2 separate regions of the Homo sapiens genome follow, and region 2 is linked to region 1. The links are chromatin loops, found by intact Hi-C in ENCODE. Cell type or tissue: Calu3. All regions are shown on one strand. Links, peaks and the distances in the headings refer to the core of each region. The heading gives the core; the rest is flanking DNA.

Region 1 (7,368 bases), core at 1,222-6,221:
GGTTGGGACTGAGCTGCCCAATGCAGTTGTGCAAGCCCACGTCAGTTGCATTGGTCTTTGGACCTGTTTTTCTACCTGCAAAGTGACCATTAAGGATCTGTCCTAGCTCTGACATTGTAGAATGCTATCCTCAAACTACCTTAAGAGGCCAGAGGGAGGGATGCAAGTCAGGGAATTGGAATTCAGGCTGTTTCCAAGGTAGGCACAGGATGGTGCCTCTGAAGATGGTTGCAGAGCAAGAGGACCATGTAGCGGGGCAGCAATCAGTGCTCATATCGACCTCGTGCTCCCCAGTTTGCAATCGTTGTCTACATTCACCATCTTACGTAATCCCTACAACAACCTTATGAGGGAGACATTTTTTCAGATGAGATCCTGAGGCTGGAAGAGATTAAGTGATGCCACTCAGAAGTGGCAGAAGGAGCCGGGCGGGACTCAGACATGAGCCCCTGATGGTGCTTGTCCTCTGAACCTACCGGCTAGCTACATGGCTCTCCCAGGAGGGACAATTCCAAGTGCTGACTGGTGCAGACCCTTGCGTATTCTCATGAGCGTCTCCTGGGCTGCTCCTGCTGACAACCCCCTCTCCTCCCTTCTGTAAGACTTTTTGCAGCCACACAAGTTCTTGGAATATTTACTGAAGAGCAAACATGATTACCACCCTACATGGCTTAAATTTTAATATGAGAAAACAATAGTAGGCAAACTAGTCATCCACTGAACTTTGTCATTAGAATAATCTCTAAAGGGCACTGAATAGGGAGGGCAAGTCAGGCACTGGGGTGGGGATAACCAGGCTGGTTTAATCTAGGAAGCTTCCTGGAGGAGGTGGTATGATTGAGTTGTGATTTCAAAGAGGTAAAATGTCGTAGTTGAGGCTGCAGGAACCAAGACATCTGGAAATCTTCCCTCCCCCACCGCCCCTCCCCATTTTGCTTCCTGTGGATCTGATAGTCCTGCTTAGGCAAACTGAGGCACAAGTTCAGTGGCAAAAGCCAGAAAGAGATCCCAGGACATGTGATGTCCCTAGTCAGAGGCCTGGAGAGAGATGGTGCTGCTTCTCCACCCCATCATTAATCTTGTTCAACCTCTTTTGCAAAATAGGAGTCTCAGCAACTAGGGAGGAGGTGTTGTGAGAATGAGCATTTGCAAACTCCTCAAACGTGCTGGAAGAAAGAGGCAGTGCTTGTGTGAAGCTCCCTGGAGTTGTCTGCCACATGGCTGTGCACTCCCATTCATGTCCTGAACCTGGAGGCTGGGCATGACTGCCCAGTGTCACTGACATATGCCAAGGAACATCAGGAGGGGCGTGTTTCAGCAGGGTGGTGGACTAGGGCCAAATACCTCCATATTACAATGCAATAGATGATTGAAGACCAATTAATTTTTTACAACAGGAGAAATAGCTAAAAGATTAGCAAGCATTAATTATTTATTGAATTGCTGCCTGTGCAAAAAAAAAAACCCAAAAAAACGAAAAAACAAAAAGCAGGGTTGGGGGGTGGGGAAGTGCCCTGTATGGGGAAATTAATCTTTCCACTACTTTAATTTCAGCTCTTGGTTGCTATCTGCCTTTGCTTGTAGGTCACGCAGATCATCTCCTGGCAGTGGGTGAGATCATTTGGAAAGGAGGCATAACTTTGACAGTCTCTTTCAGGGTAGTCAACCAACTGGTGAGAAATCCAGAGGTTTCCATCTTTGTATCTTTCAATCTTTCTAGCCCCTGCACAGAAAAAGCAGGCTCTGGAGTTCAATCCCCTTCCCAGGTCTGCAGTTCTGACCTCCAAAAGAGGAAGATTTAGACAAACAACTGTGAGTCTCAGCTGAGCCTGGGCAGCCAGCAAGCCCTGGGCACGTGGACTCAAAGCAGCAGCAGGGAGGAACCTGGGGGTTCCTCTTTTGAGCAAGGATAAACCTGCTAGTCAGTCTGTCCTGGGATAAGTTGTGAAGAATTCATTTATTCATTCATGCACTCACTCATTCACTTGCTAAATCATGCATTCAGTATTTATTTTTTTTTTGAGATGGAGTTTCACTCTTGTCTTCCAGGCTGGAGTACAGTGGCACAATCTCGGCTCACTGCAACCTCCGCCTCCTGGGTTCAAGTGATTCTCCTGCCTCAGCCTCCCAAGTAGCTGGGATTACAAGCATGCACGACCATGCCTGGCTAATTTTTTTGTATTTTTGGTAGAGATGGGGTTTCTCCATGTTGGCCAGTCTGGTCTCGAACTCCTGGCTTCAAGTGATCTGCTCTCCTCAGCCTCCCAAAGTGCTGGGATTACAGGCGTAAGCCATTGCACCCGGCCTCATTCAGTATTTATCCAAGTGCCTCTATGTGCCATCTACAATATTGTTACAAATAAGACCACCCAGCTCAGGTCAGGGTTTCTAAAACATCCTCTTTCATGAGAAGAATAGCTGAGACATGTGTAGGCTGACCAGTGAGCTGGGTCTTTGTCCTTGGCTGGTCCGTGCTTGGGGAGTGAGGATTGCAGAAGAAGAGGCAGGAGAAGCTGATGCTTGGCTTCTGTTCCCCTTTACCTTATTTCTCCTTCACCCTCTTTTCTCCCCACCTCTCCTTTGCGCCCCAAGTTCTTTCTCCTAAATATCTCTGAAATCCGTCCTCCCACTCCAGCCCCCCGCCACATCCTGCTCAGGGCCTGCCTTGTCTCTTGCTTGGACCAAGGCAACAGCATCCCACAGAGCCTCCTGACTGAGGCTCTTCCCCTCCTCTCCTCTCTCTATAATGCCGTCAGAGAATCCTGTTGGAAAAAAACCCCTGGGGAGTCAAGCATTCTGCTTACAATCCTTTCGCCACCCCACAACTTATCCCTTGCTTGATATTCCAACCCCCTTGGGAACCTTTCTTCCATCCCTTCTGGCACCCCAGGCCAGCTCCTGCGCTGGCTCCAACGGTGTACGTGCCACCCTTAGGTCCCCACAGTAAGCTCTGCACATTTCCACTCTGGCTTCTTGTACCTCTTCACATGAGGTGCCCTGCCTGGGAGCCCTGTTCATCCCTGCCTGGAATTTTTACTTTCCTCTAAGACTGTTCCAAGTCACCTCCTCCAAGGAGCCTTCCCTGACCAGCTAAAACATAGTCATGGATATTTTGTCATGTGCCCTAATAAAGCTTCCTTAAACATGACTTTCACTCTACACATGAATTTCACTGTACTGTGATTATTACTTTGTGTCCCCCAATTTGACTTTGAACCCTGCATGGGCAGAGATAGAATTTTATTTATCTCTGTGTCCTCAGCCCCTAAATAGGGCCCAACATTCATTGATCCACTTTCTCCTTCATTCTTGTTGACTTGATTCTCTGCCTGGACTGTGTTAATCGCCAGGGGATACAAACAATGACAGGGTGCACCCACAGCCTCATGGACATGACAGAGGACCAAATGTGGGATTGGAGAGTGGTGTGACGAGAGCCAGGATCGCAGGGAGCCTGGGGAGCCCCGGGCCATTCTGGTGGGGCAGGAGGCTGAGCTCCTCCTGGGGCACCAGGCCCTCCATGCCACACACCTGCAGAGCTCTGGGCAGGCACTTGGCTGAAAGCATTATCCTTCCTTTCAGAGGGAAGTTTCAGCAGGGCAAGGCCTGTATTGCTGATCTCTGCTGTTTACAGAGATCTCAGTCTCTCCTGGGGCTGAGGGGCATTGGTGCAGTGGAGCTGCGACCTGAGCCGGGTCCTGGCTCTTAGGTAGAGTCCTGAGACTTTCATACGTCCTTTCCACACAGGGGGTCTCACGCACAGACCTTATCCTGGAGGGTCACGGCTTTTTTCACAGAGATGGACGTTGAGAGATAAGCGCCCCAGGAACTACACAATTACAGTTGGGAGAAATATGGTGAAGAAAAACACCGGGGCCAGGACATCTTGTGTGACAAGGAGGCCTCCCAGGAGAGTGAATCGATGTGACAATGTGTCCTTCAAGCCTGGGTCCAACTCCCATGTGGGGAGTGGCTGCCTTGGTTCCCAAGCCGATCATCCTGCAGGCAACCCCTCTGACCACAAGGGGGCCTGCTGGAGCCTGGCCTGGCCCAGCCCTTCCCGCCCAGAAACACCTCCCGGTCTGGTCCCTGCTGTTGGTGACTCAAGGAGCCAACACCTGTCTCCAGAGGTCAAGGCCACCTTGAGGGTATAGGGTGCCCGGGCACTCCACACACGGGGCGTGGAGGGAGTCTCCCGGCCGGGCCAGCCCCGGCTTCCTCTCAGTGGAACCTCTGCTGCGTGGGAGCCCTCGCGGGCTGGCTGGACCGACCCAGCCTCTGCCCCTGGCTTCCGCTTCTACCCCACTTCGCTTCTTTCCCCCAGGGTTGCCAGAGAGCTGCTGCCAGTTTTCCCAGCACATTGCTCACAGGAAATTAGGGTCTAAAGGTGCAAGGTGAGAGAGAAAAGCCATACATGGAATAACTGAAACTACTGGGGGCTGCATTTCCAGCTCCACTCGCCCTGTGCGAAAGCACTGAGACCCCACCTTCCTCGCAGGCTCCTGCGACCGCCCTCTCCAGTGCTGAGGGTGCAGTTCCACCACGGGCCATGAGGGGCTGCTTGCCCGGAGCTCCTGGAGGGGGCCCGCGGGCCTGGCTCAGCTGGAAGAGGACAGAACACAGCAGGTTCCATCCGAAGCTTTACCTGTTGGCAGAGTGGGTGGTGTGTGCTTTGAGAAACATGGAGCAGGCTCAACAGAACCAAAGTCTCTTCCTCTCCAAGATTCAATCATACCTAAAGCTCTGCTGCTGGAAACTCATCAGCCAGGCTGTGTCCTCTCTGCAAGGCACTCTTTACAAACCGCTATAGAGGCTGCCTTTCTTTGCTGCTTTGCAGCGTAGGAAGTGCTTCTGGTACACACCTGATGGTCTCCCCGTGACACTTCTGGAGGGTAGGCATTCATGAGATGATTTTCTTTTGGCTGATGAGGGACTCGAGGACTGGCACCCAATTCCAGGTTGCCCACTTCTCTGTTTGATGTCCACTCCGTTACGTGGTGGCCAGTACCACTCAGGCGCGTAGATGTGAATGAATCTGCCTGATGACTGGACTCCATGGCAGCAAAGCAGGGCAGCCCGGCAGTGTTAGGGAAGTGGTGAGTAATCCCTCAGGGGAAGGGAGAGCCAAGGCTCTGAAGATGGGATGCCCACAGAGGAAGGAACCCCAGGCACGAGGGCAGACTTCCCTGCGTGCCAGGCAGAGCCTGCATTCTTGGGGGTGTGTGTGTGTGAGTTTTCACTCCTGTTAGTTCTTGGAGTTGACAACCAGCAATCACGTTTTGAATGGCCTCCTGGCCACGGACAGTGAACTGTGGGGTGTGTGTTCAGCGCTCTGTGCTGTTGCTGTTGTGGGAACAACACCCAGAGCTCCATCGGGCCAGGATGTCCAGCTCTGTCTCTCTCAGCTACAGAGACCAGGAGCTGTTTTCTGCTCACTTGGCACCTCTCTGAACTGTGACGCCACCTCCTGGCCGGGACTGGCTCCCCCCTGGGCTGTAGGGTGTTTCTATGACCTCTTATGCAGGATTGGGAGTAGATGCTGCTCTCAGTTCCTGCCGTGGAGGTCAGCGTGACCAAGCTCCGGGCCAGGCACTGCAGCCTTGCTGTGGCAGCTCAGCATAGACGCACCTCCGCGTGGGCAGCTGTGCTGGGTGCTGTTAAATCTCCTGCATGATCTCTGCCCTGCCCTCCAGGAGTTTCCAATGTCAAGCGTCTTAGTTAGATTATTGTTCCTCCCTGGGCCTCTCTCCCTCTGACTACAGTTGCTATTTATTATCACAATAAGGTCGTGTGATTCTCTTTATTTGGGGTGGGGATAAGAATACTGAACCAGAGCGGGGTCATATACTTAAATGGAGCCCCATACCTGCCACTAATTGGCTATGTGTTCTTGGGCGAGTTATGTGGCCTCCCTGAGTCTCAGCTTTCTCATCTGTGAAATGGGGAAGATAACACTACTCCTAAAGATTGTTCTGAGGCTGTAGTGAGAAAATGCATGCGAAAGCATTTTGAGAGCCACAGAAAGCAGTGGGAGCGAGGGGAGATGCTACTATTCTTAGTGAGGAGGCAAGCAGAATGGCCCAGGGGACTGATCGGCTGTCCCCCCCTTTTCTCCACTGTCCCTTTCCAGCACCTCCTCCCAGGGCCCTTGACACATGCCCATTCTGTGTCCCAAGTGGGCCTGCTCTCCATGCTGTGAAGTTTTTTTTTTTTTTTTTTTTTTTTTTGGAGACGGAGTCTTGCTCTGTTGCCCAGGCTGGAGTGCAGTGGCGCAACCTCGGCTCACTGCAAGCTCCGCCTCCCGGGTTCACGCCATTCTCCTGCCTCAGCCTCTCGAGAAGCTGGGACTACAGGCGCCCCCCACCACACCCGGCTAATTTTTTTATATTTTTAGTGGAGACGGGATTTCACCGTGTTAGCCAGGATGGTCTCGATCTCCTGACCTCGTGATCCACCTGCCTTGGCCTCCGAAAGTGCTGGGATTACAGGCGTGAGCCACCGCGCCTGGCCTTACACTGTGAACTTTCTTTCTCTTCCCTTCCCCTTCCCCTTCCTCTTCCCCTTCCCCTTCCCCTTTCCTTCCCCTTCCCTTCCCTTTCCCCTCCCCCTTCCCTTCCCTCTTCCCCTTCCCTTCCCTCTTTCTTTCTCTTTCTTTCTTTCTCTCTTTCTTTCAGTGGAGTCTCGCTCTGTTGCCAGGCTGTGTAGTGCAGTGGCGTGATCTCGTCTCACTGCAACCTCCGCCTCCTGGGTTCAAGAGATTCTCCTGCCTCAGCCTCCTGAGTAGCTGGGGCTACAGGCATGCGCCCCCACGCCCAGCTAATTTTTGTTTTGTACTTTTAGTAGAGACGGGGTTTCACCATGTTGGCCAGGATGGTCTCGATCACCTGACCTTGTGATCTACCTGCCTCGGCCTCCCAAAGTGCTGGGATTACAGGCGTGAGCCACTGCACCTGGCCGTGACCTTTCTTTTATCCCTCTTCTCCCTTAAAACATACCCATTCTCTGCTTCAGTCCTTGTGCCTTGGATCATTCATTCTTGTAATAAGTGCTTATTGGGAGCCTGGTGTGTTAGAAAGAGCATGGAGTTGAATCTTTGGCCTTATCCCCTCTAGCCGTGTGACTCCAGGCAAGTCCCTTGCATTTTCTGCGCGTCAGTTTCCTAAAATTCAAAACGGGTACAACATCTTCACTGCAGGACTGCTGGGAGCATGGTGAGGGGTGATGTACGTAAAAACCAAGGCGCAGTGCTCAATAATTGTAGCTCTCTCCCCGAGGCTGCTTGCTGCCGATCAGAGAAACTTACCAGACTTGCTATATTGTCCGTGCAAAGACCAAAACAACAACAGCAACAACAACAATTTTAATTGG
Region 2 (7,368 bases), core at 904-5,903, 260 kb after region 1:
AGCCTTGGCCCAGACCTCTGGGACCAGAATCCTGGGAGGGGGCCTAGAGTTCTGCATTTAACCTGCTACCCAGGGGACGCTAATGCCCACCAAAGTTTGAGGATCACTGCGTTAGAGGACGCACAGCCAAAAGAACAGATGCATCCTCTACGTCATTATAAACAAAGAGTACTGACTTCTATTTTTAGCTCTTGGTGGGAGGAAGAAGGAAGTTGTTTGAAAAGGCTAGCAGGTAGGGTTAAAACTAGCAAGTTAGGAGAAATACCTAATGTAGATGACGGGTTGATGGGTGCAGCAAACCACCATGGCAAATGTATACCTAAGTAACAAAACTGCATGTTCTGCACATGTACCCTAGAACTTAAGTATAATAATAAAACTAGCAAGTTAAAAGCCTGTAAGCTTTTTTTCCTTTGATTTCTAAGGAAACAGAAAAAGAATATCCCTCTGTTTAGGAACTCCAGGTCAAGAGGAATAGCTCAACCTACAGATCCAACAGCTTCCCCGCAAGCCAGCAGCATAGAAGGCCTTCCAATCTCTGCAGCCCAAACTGCCAAATGGTCCGGCCTCCCTCCCAACAGCCCTGGAGTAAAAGTCCTTCCCATCAGGAAGGGATCATGGTTAGTCACTCCTTTCTTACCATTTTCTTCCATTTCATCCTGCGATTCTGATACCAGGTCTTCACCTGCAGCTGAGTGAGTCCCAGAGACTGAGCCAAGTCCAACCTAGAAGGCACAAGATACAAAGGAAAGGTGAGCAGAATGGGAGGCAGCAGGAGAGATGGGATCCTGCTGGCAGGCTCCAGACAGGCTCCAGCACTGGCTACCAAGGCTCGGACCTCCCCCATTAAACGAGGTCTTCCCCAAAGCGCTTTTCTTTCCTTCCAAGAATCCAACAGAGGAAACTCTGGGAAGCTGAGAAACAGATGCCCATGCCTGAGGACACCTGGGCCAGTCCCCATCCTGAAACATTCACGGTCTGCAAGGGACCTGAGAAGGATGCCTGGGGCTTCTCATCACACAGTCCTTTTCCTGGCTTGACAAGAGCATTCACTCTGACCCTCTGGCCCATCGTCCAGACTGGAAACAAAAGGCAAAGCCAGATGTTGCTGATGGGAATCCACTCATCATTCCAGACCCAGCCCCGGTCCCACCTCCGGCAGGTGATTCTCCTGGCTCCCACAGCTCGTCTCCTCTGCACCCTCCCACAGGCCAGCAGTCACCCAGATGGTCCCACGTTTCCTGCTGTTCTCTGATCACTCCAACTGTGTTATTTCTGCCTCCCTAACTCAGTAGCCAGGGCAGCGTATACCTTCCACTTCTTTTCTACCCATGAAAGTGCCCATCACACTGCTAAATCCAGAACCGGTGCTCAAAAAATACTTCTTAATGGATTGATTCAATCGCTGTAGCTGTCCTAAATTGTTATAACAATTAAAATGTTATAAATAAATAAATATTATAAAGATTCCAAAAGAAACATTAAATCCACAGCCCTTCCTGTTTTCCATTCTACTGCTAATCATGGTGCTGTACTTCTCTGTAGTCTTCTGAAAAGTCCTAAAAGTCAAAGCCATTTCTGGGGCTAAATCTAACACACCCACCATTTCCTGAGCACCACGGCATCCCAGGGTACATGCTAAGCCCCTGACATGCTGTCTTATCTATCCCATTCACAACGCAGTGAAGCAGTGTAATTGTTCCCATTTTACAGATAAGAGAGTTGAGGCTTGGAGAGATTAGACTCTCTCAGCAACTGTGGCCAAATCCTGTCTGCTACCTGGTTGTGTAAATAAAGTTTTATTGTAACAGGCCAGGCACAGTGGCTCATGCCTGTAATCCCAGCACTTTGGGAGGCCGAGGCGGGTGGATCACCTGAGGTCAGAAGTTGGAGACCAGCCTGGCCAACATGGTGAGACCCCCATCTCTACTAAAAATACAAAAATTAACTGGGTGTGGTGGCAGGTACCTGTAATCCCAGCTACGAAGGAGGCTGAGGCAAGAGAAGTGCTTGAACCTGGGAGGCGGAGGTTGCAGTGAGCCGAGATGGCGCCACGGCACTGCAGCCTAGGCAATGGAGTGAGACATTGTCAAAATAAATAAATAAATAAAAATAAATTACTTCTGTGCTACAATATCAGAATTGGGTAGTTGTCACAGACCATATGGCCCACAAAATGTAAAGTATTTACTGTCTGGCTCTGCCCAGAAAACCTTTACCGACCTCTGGCAGATGATCGTAGAGTTAAGAAGTGGGGCAGGATTCAAACCCACGATGTCTGACCTGTACACCAGCTCCTGCATTGGGGCTCACACCCACTCACAATATATCTGCACAAGTTGAACCTGTCAAAGGGGATCGCAGGGATGCTTCATCCCAGGAAGCAGCAAACAACCGGGTGGGACAAGTAGAATGAGAAAGGGAAGTCTGCAGTCAGACTTCCAACATCAGTCCTTGAGACAACAACCATTGACCTAATAGGATAAGAACCCCAGGTCTACCTCAGCACCAACTGGAGAGCCACCTCCTTAAGCCAACATAAGCTGCCTCACTGCCACGCCAGCCCTGCTCAGCAAAGCAGTGTGGACTTCGAATGCAGCAGCTTGGGACAATCACCCCTGACAGAGCTTGGGCAGCAACCCCCACTTTTTGAAAGGCCCTAGGTTTCTGAGGATTGCCGTCTGTGAATCTCGGGCCCACAGTCAGTCTCACTTGCCTGCTCCATGGGGAGTCTCAGGTGTGGGTTTTCAGCTGCAGCTCTCCACCTGGGGAGATCTAACTATCAGGGAGGCCCACAGGGACCGGCCCTGATGATCTCAGGTGCAGCTGCCCAGTTGCCCTGCTCTGACCAGGCTGCATAATTTAAAGCCCCAATAATACACAGAGTCTTCCTTCAGGGGACCCTGGAAGTGGTCTTAAATCAGTACTCACATCCCTCTGGTCATCCCTGTAGAAGAGCTACTAGAAGCTGGCAGTTTTATTGAAAGTGATTAACAGGCTAAAGCCAATAAATTCCCAGTGCCAACAGCACTTGGCTCTTCCCACAAATGAAGCACTGCTTCCCAAGCAGTCGCTCATTGAGAACCAAGAACCCAGGGGGCCACCCCACAGACTTCTGGTCTCCCAGGCCTCCCTGGAGACGGGTCCTCCATGGTTCTGGCTGGCGGTGCCTTCCCGAGCCCAGTTCACCTGAGGCCATCAGGTGCATTAGTCAATGGAAGGCTCAGTTCACAGCTCTGCAACTGCATTAGCAAACAGTGTTAGCTCACTTGGGAAAAATGCAGCCCTGACTCACTCTGGCTACAGAAACATGCTTCACTGTCATCAGCTTTCTCTCATTACCTGCCACCGTTACAAATTCTCACTTCCCTGCATATTCGCTTAAATGGGGTCACCTAGGAAACTGGAGAAACAAACACAGAGGAGGAGGGTGAGAGCTGTGGGAGGAGGGAGTGCTCATGGCCCTGGTCACGTAGGGAGGCGAGGAACATCTGAGAGGGCAGGTGAAGATGGCAGCTTCCATGCCAGCCAATGGTGTCCTCCCAGATAAGTGAATCAATCCTGTGTAGGTGACCTGAGAGATGCCTGGGCAGGTATCAGGGAGCCCCAGGAGGTTTAAGAAGAACTAATATTTCTGAAAAAAAAAATTCTCTGACTTCTGAAAAATCAGCCTAATATGTTAGTCATGCACGCTGAAGCCCGTCTGACATACCACCGTGCTACCATAGACAAAGGTGCCCACTCCACTGGGTGCACAAGTTCATGAGGCTCTCAATTATATGCTAGGGAAGTGGAAACAGCCATGTCATACCTGGAGAGCCCATCTACTAACCTCCGGTTCACAGACCTGTCTCCATCATCTGCCCAAAGACACTCCAAATGCACAGGTCTAGAACAGAACTCAACCTTTCCCCACCTAAGTCTACTCTGTCCTCTGTCTTCCTACTTCAGTTCATGGCGTCCCTATCCACCTGCTGGCCCAGTCCAGAAACCACAGAATTCTCAACTCCCTTCTTGCTTCCTTCCGCAATGTTGATTCTGCCAATTCTCTCTTCAAGATTGTCCTCTTCTCACACATGGACACAGGGAGGGGAACCTCACACACCAGGGCCTGTTTGGGGGTGGGGAGGATAGGGGAGGGATGGCATTAGGAGAAATACCTAATGTAGATGATGGGTTGATGGGTGCAGTAAACCACCATGGCACGTGTATACCTATGTAACAAACCTGCACGTTCTGCACATGTATCCCAGAACTTGAAGTATAATAATAAAAAAAAAATTGTCCTCCTCTCTATTCCTGCCTCTCTGTTCCCACTGCCACCCTTTAATTCAAGTCTTCGTGATGATCACTGGATTCTCTCCTAACTGGTCCCTGCTCCGTCTCTGGCCTCTCTCATCCATCATTTATGGTGCCACCAGAGAGACAGTTCTAAAATGTAAGTCTGATCATGTCACCTCCAGCTCATAAAGGCAGTGCCAACTGCTTAAACAACCAAGTTCACATTTCAGCCAGGCATACGAGGTCCACCATTTGCCTGTTCACACCTTAAGCTGGAGATGTCCTGGCTACTTGCAGTTTCCTCCACATACCCGGCGAGACACGCTTCTTTGCCTTGTGTGTGCCAACCCCTCAGTGCGGGACTTCCTGTCCCTCCTGGAATCAAAGCTCTTCTTAAATGTTACCTCCTCTGAGAAGCCTCCCCTAACCCCATCTCCCACGCTCAGCAATATCCTGTGTTCCTACTGCACTCAGCAATGCACAGGCACCAGCGCCTGGCTTGCTGCGTCTTTGTTCCTGTAGTCGTTCCTTCCCCATGATCCCTTTCTGTCACAACAGGACTCTCTCGACTGCTTTCTGGACCCGTAATCCCTGCCACAGTGCCCCAGTGGCACCCAGAAGGCCCTTACCAAACAGCTGACGGTGCCTCATTAACAGAATCAGAAGCTAAATTCCCTTTTAGTCGGTGATATGCAGACTCCTCTGTCACTTAAATTTGTATCAAAGAGCTACTACACAGCTTAAGAGATTCATTTGAGGTTCCTTCCTTTACTTTTTGATAGGACTGGTGTCCAACCTGGTATGTCCAAGGCAGCAGGCAAAAGAAGAGGAAGAAGGACCTGAGAAATCTCCCCAATAAATAGGATCACACATTATTAGCTCAGCCATCTCCAGAGTCAGTCTGAAAGAACAAGATGAGACACTGAGATACACACTTTTTTTTTTTTTTTTTTTTTTGAGACTGAGTCTCGCTCTGTTGCCCAGGCTGGAGTGTAGTGGCATGATTTTGGCTCACTGCAACCTCCACCTCCTGGGTTCAAGCAATTCTCTGTCTCAGCCTCCCAAGTAGCTGGGATTACAAGTACCTGCCACTACACCCAGCTAATTTTTGTATTTTTAGTAGAGACGCGGTTTCACCATCTTGGCCAGGCTGGTCCTGAACTCCTGACCTCGTGATCCACCTGCCTCGGCCTCCCAAAGTGCTGGGATTACAGGCGTGAGCCAACACACCCGGCTATTTTTTTTTTTTTTTTAAGGAGACAGGGTCTCGCCTAGAGTGCAGCGATGCAATCTGATGCAATCATACCTCACTGCAGTCTCAAAGTCCTGGGTTCAAGTGATCCTCCCATCTTAGCCTCTTGAGTGGCTGGGACTACAGGTGCATGCCATCACACCTGGCTCATATTTTAATTTTTGTAGAGACGGGGTCTCACAACGTTGCCCAGGCTGCTCTCAAACTCCTAGCCTCAAACGATCCTACTGCCTCAGTCTCCCAAACTGCTGAGATTACAGGTGTGGGCCACAATACCCGGCCCAGACACACACTCTGGCATATGTTTCAGTTAAAATAGTAAATTAAAGAAAAGGAGGTGAGGCATTGAGGCCTCCAAGAAAGCAAGGGTCACAGCCTCCCCAACATGGATCTCAGAGGGGTTCAAAGAAGGGGCTCTCAGCCAGGTCCTCCTGGGTCTCAGTCAAATGGTTCTGACTTGACATCCAGCAAATTCACTAACATGTCTGACCTCCTCAACTGGATCCCTCCAGTCCTTCCCAAGCAATAGCCAGGCCAGCAAACTGAGTCAGTGGGGAATCAGCTGGAGGCTGTGGAGAAGATTGAGAAGATCATGAATCCCAATTCCAAATCTAGTCCTGCTGCCTCCAATCCTAAGAGTGAGTGGCTTAAAAACCAAGCCTGTTTCCCAGCTGACCGCCTGAGCAACCATTTGCTAAACTGGACCTTGTTTATGATACTGAAATAGTTAAGTTCAAATATGGAGATAAAGTGGTGAGTTAAGTTTAGCCGCAGGCAGGCTCCAGGGACCGTGTGGTGGATTCATGTGGGCTGGGTTCTGTTAACCAAGGTTGAGATGATTTGAGCCAAGGAGTGGACTCCGCCATAGTGTCCTGCCTCACTGTACCAGTGCTGTGGCTCCACGGCCCACAATGGGAGCAAGTCTCCCGTTCCCAGGGGCCTTCACTGCGGAGAGTCCCTTCCCTGCGTCCTCACCTGTCTGGGGTTGACAAATACTTCTGCTTCTGGAATTTCTTCTCCAGGCCCATGAGCTGCAGCTCGGTGAAGATGGTGCGACTCCGGCGGGGCTTCTTCTGTCGGGGCGTGGGCTGTTCCGTCTCTGACTCGCTGCTGGCTAGGGCCTCGCCCCCTGGGGCCTCAGCAGAGACCGCCTCGGTGACCTGGTGGCAGGACAGTGCCTGGGCGATTCCCGGGGTGGCAGGGACCAGGTGGGAGATGACAGTGGGCTGGCGGGTGATCACCGAGAGGAGCGGATATGCCCGCAGGGAAGGGGAGCCTGGAAAACAAGCAGGGAGGCAGGTCACCACAGGGAACGGTGTGGGGAAGCAGGCCAGGACCTGCGGAGGGCCGCTGGCTGAGGTCTGTCTGACAGGGAGGGCCCTGCTCTTAAGGAGGTACAGATGGAGGAAGGGGAAGGAGAGGTAACTCAAGACCTACAGCTGCAGGGCAGGCACAGAGGTCTGCTCTGCTCTGTGTGGGAAGATGAAGCCCACGGCCCAGAAGAGGTTCCTGCAAGTCCTCTGGTTTTAAGCAGATCTTTCCCCTCTCTCCCTTCGGAATCCCTAAATTCTTGGTCCATGGGACCAGGCAGATGAAAAGAAGTAGTCAGGAAAAGCTAGAGACACATATTTCAGAAACCCGAAATAGATTTGTAATATGCAAACTTCCTGAGAACCACCTGTGGTCTTTATAAAAAGACATGCTTGTAGCTATGAATTCTTCCTGAGAAGTCTGTGTACCTTGAAGCATAGCATTTTTCAGAGCTTGACAGGATGCTTTCGGATTATTTAATTCAACTTTCTCATCTCAGAGGGAGTAAATTGCCCCAGGAAGGT

What was found. Hi-C counts contacts between places; a loop is a spot of excess contacts. Peaks named below come from ENCODE experiments on the same cell type or tissue, not always from the same donor. Only the 100,000 strongest peaks of a DNase experiment are listed, where the experiment ranks them.
Region 2: it touches region 1 in a loop (2.4-fold over the local background); 2 of 110 quality-filtered maps call a loop at or near these places.

Annotation. Positions count from the first base shown.
Region 1 is chr11:129,692,899-129,700,266 of GRCh38, reverse strand. No RefSeq gene overlaps it. Among named protein-coding and RNA genes, the nearest start is that of LINC01395, 79 kb to the right of the region's middle. In Calu3, for the core only: CTCF peaks have their summits at 3,985 (motif pointing right) and 5,500 (motif pointing left); DNase peaks (open chromatin) are centred at 4,046, 4,556 and 5,456.
Region 2 is chr11:129,436,192-129,443,559 of GRCh38, reverse strand. BARX2 (BARX homeobox 2) reads right to left here. Exons shown (of 4, transcript NM_003658.5): 2 at 6,509-6,809; 3 at 641-725. Among named protein-coding and RNA genes, the nearest start is that of BARX2, 64 kb to the right of the region's middle. RefSeq lists an enhancer at 2,376-2,900. In Calu3, for the core only: no CTCF peak of the experiment used is centred there; a DNase peak (open chromatin) is centred at 3,309.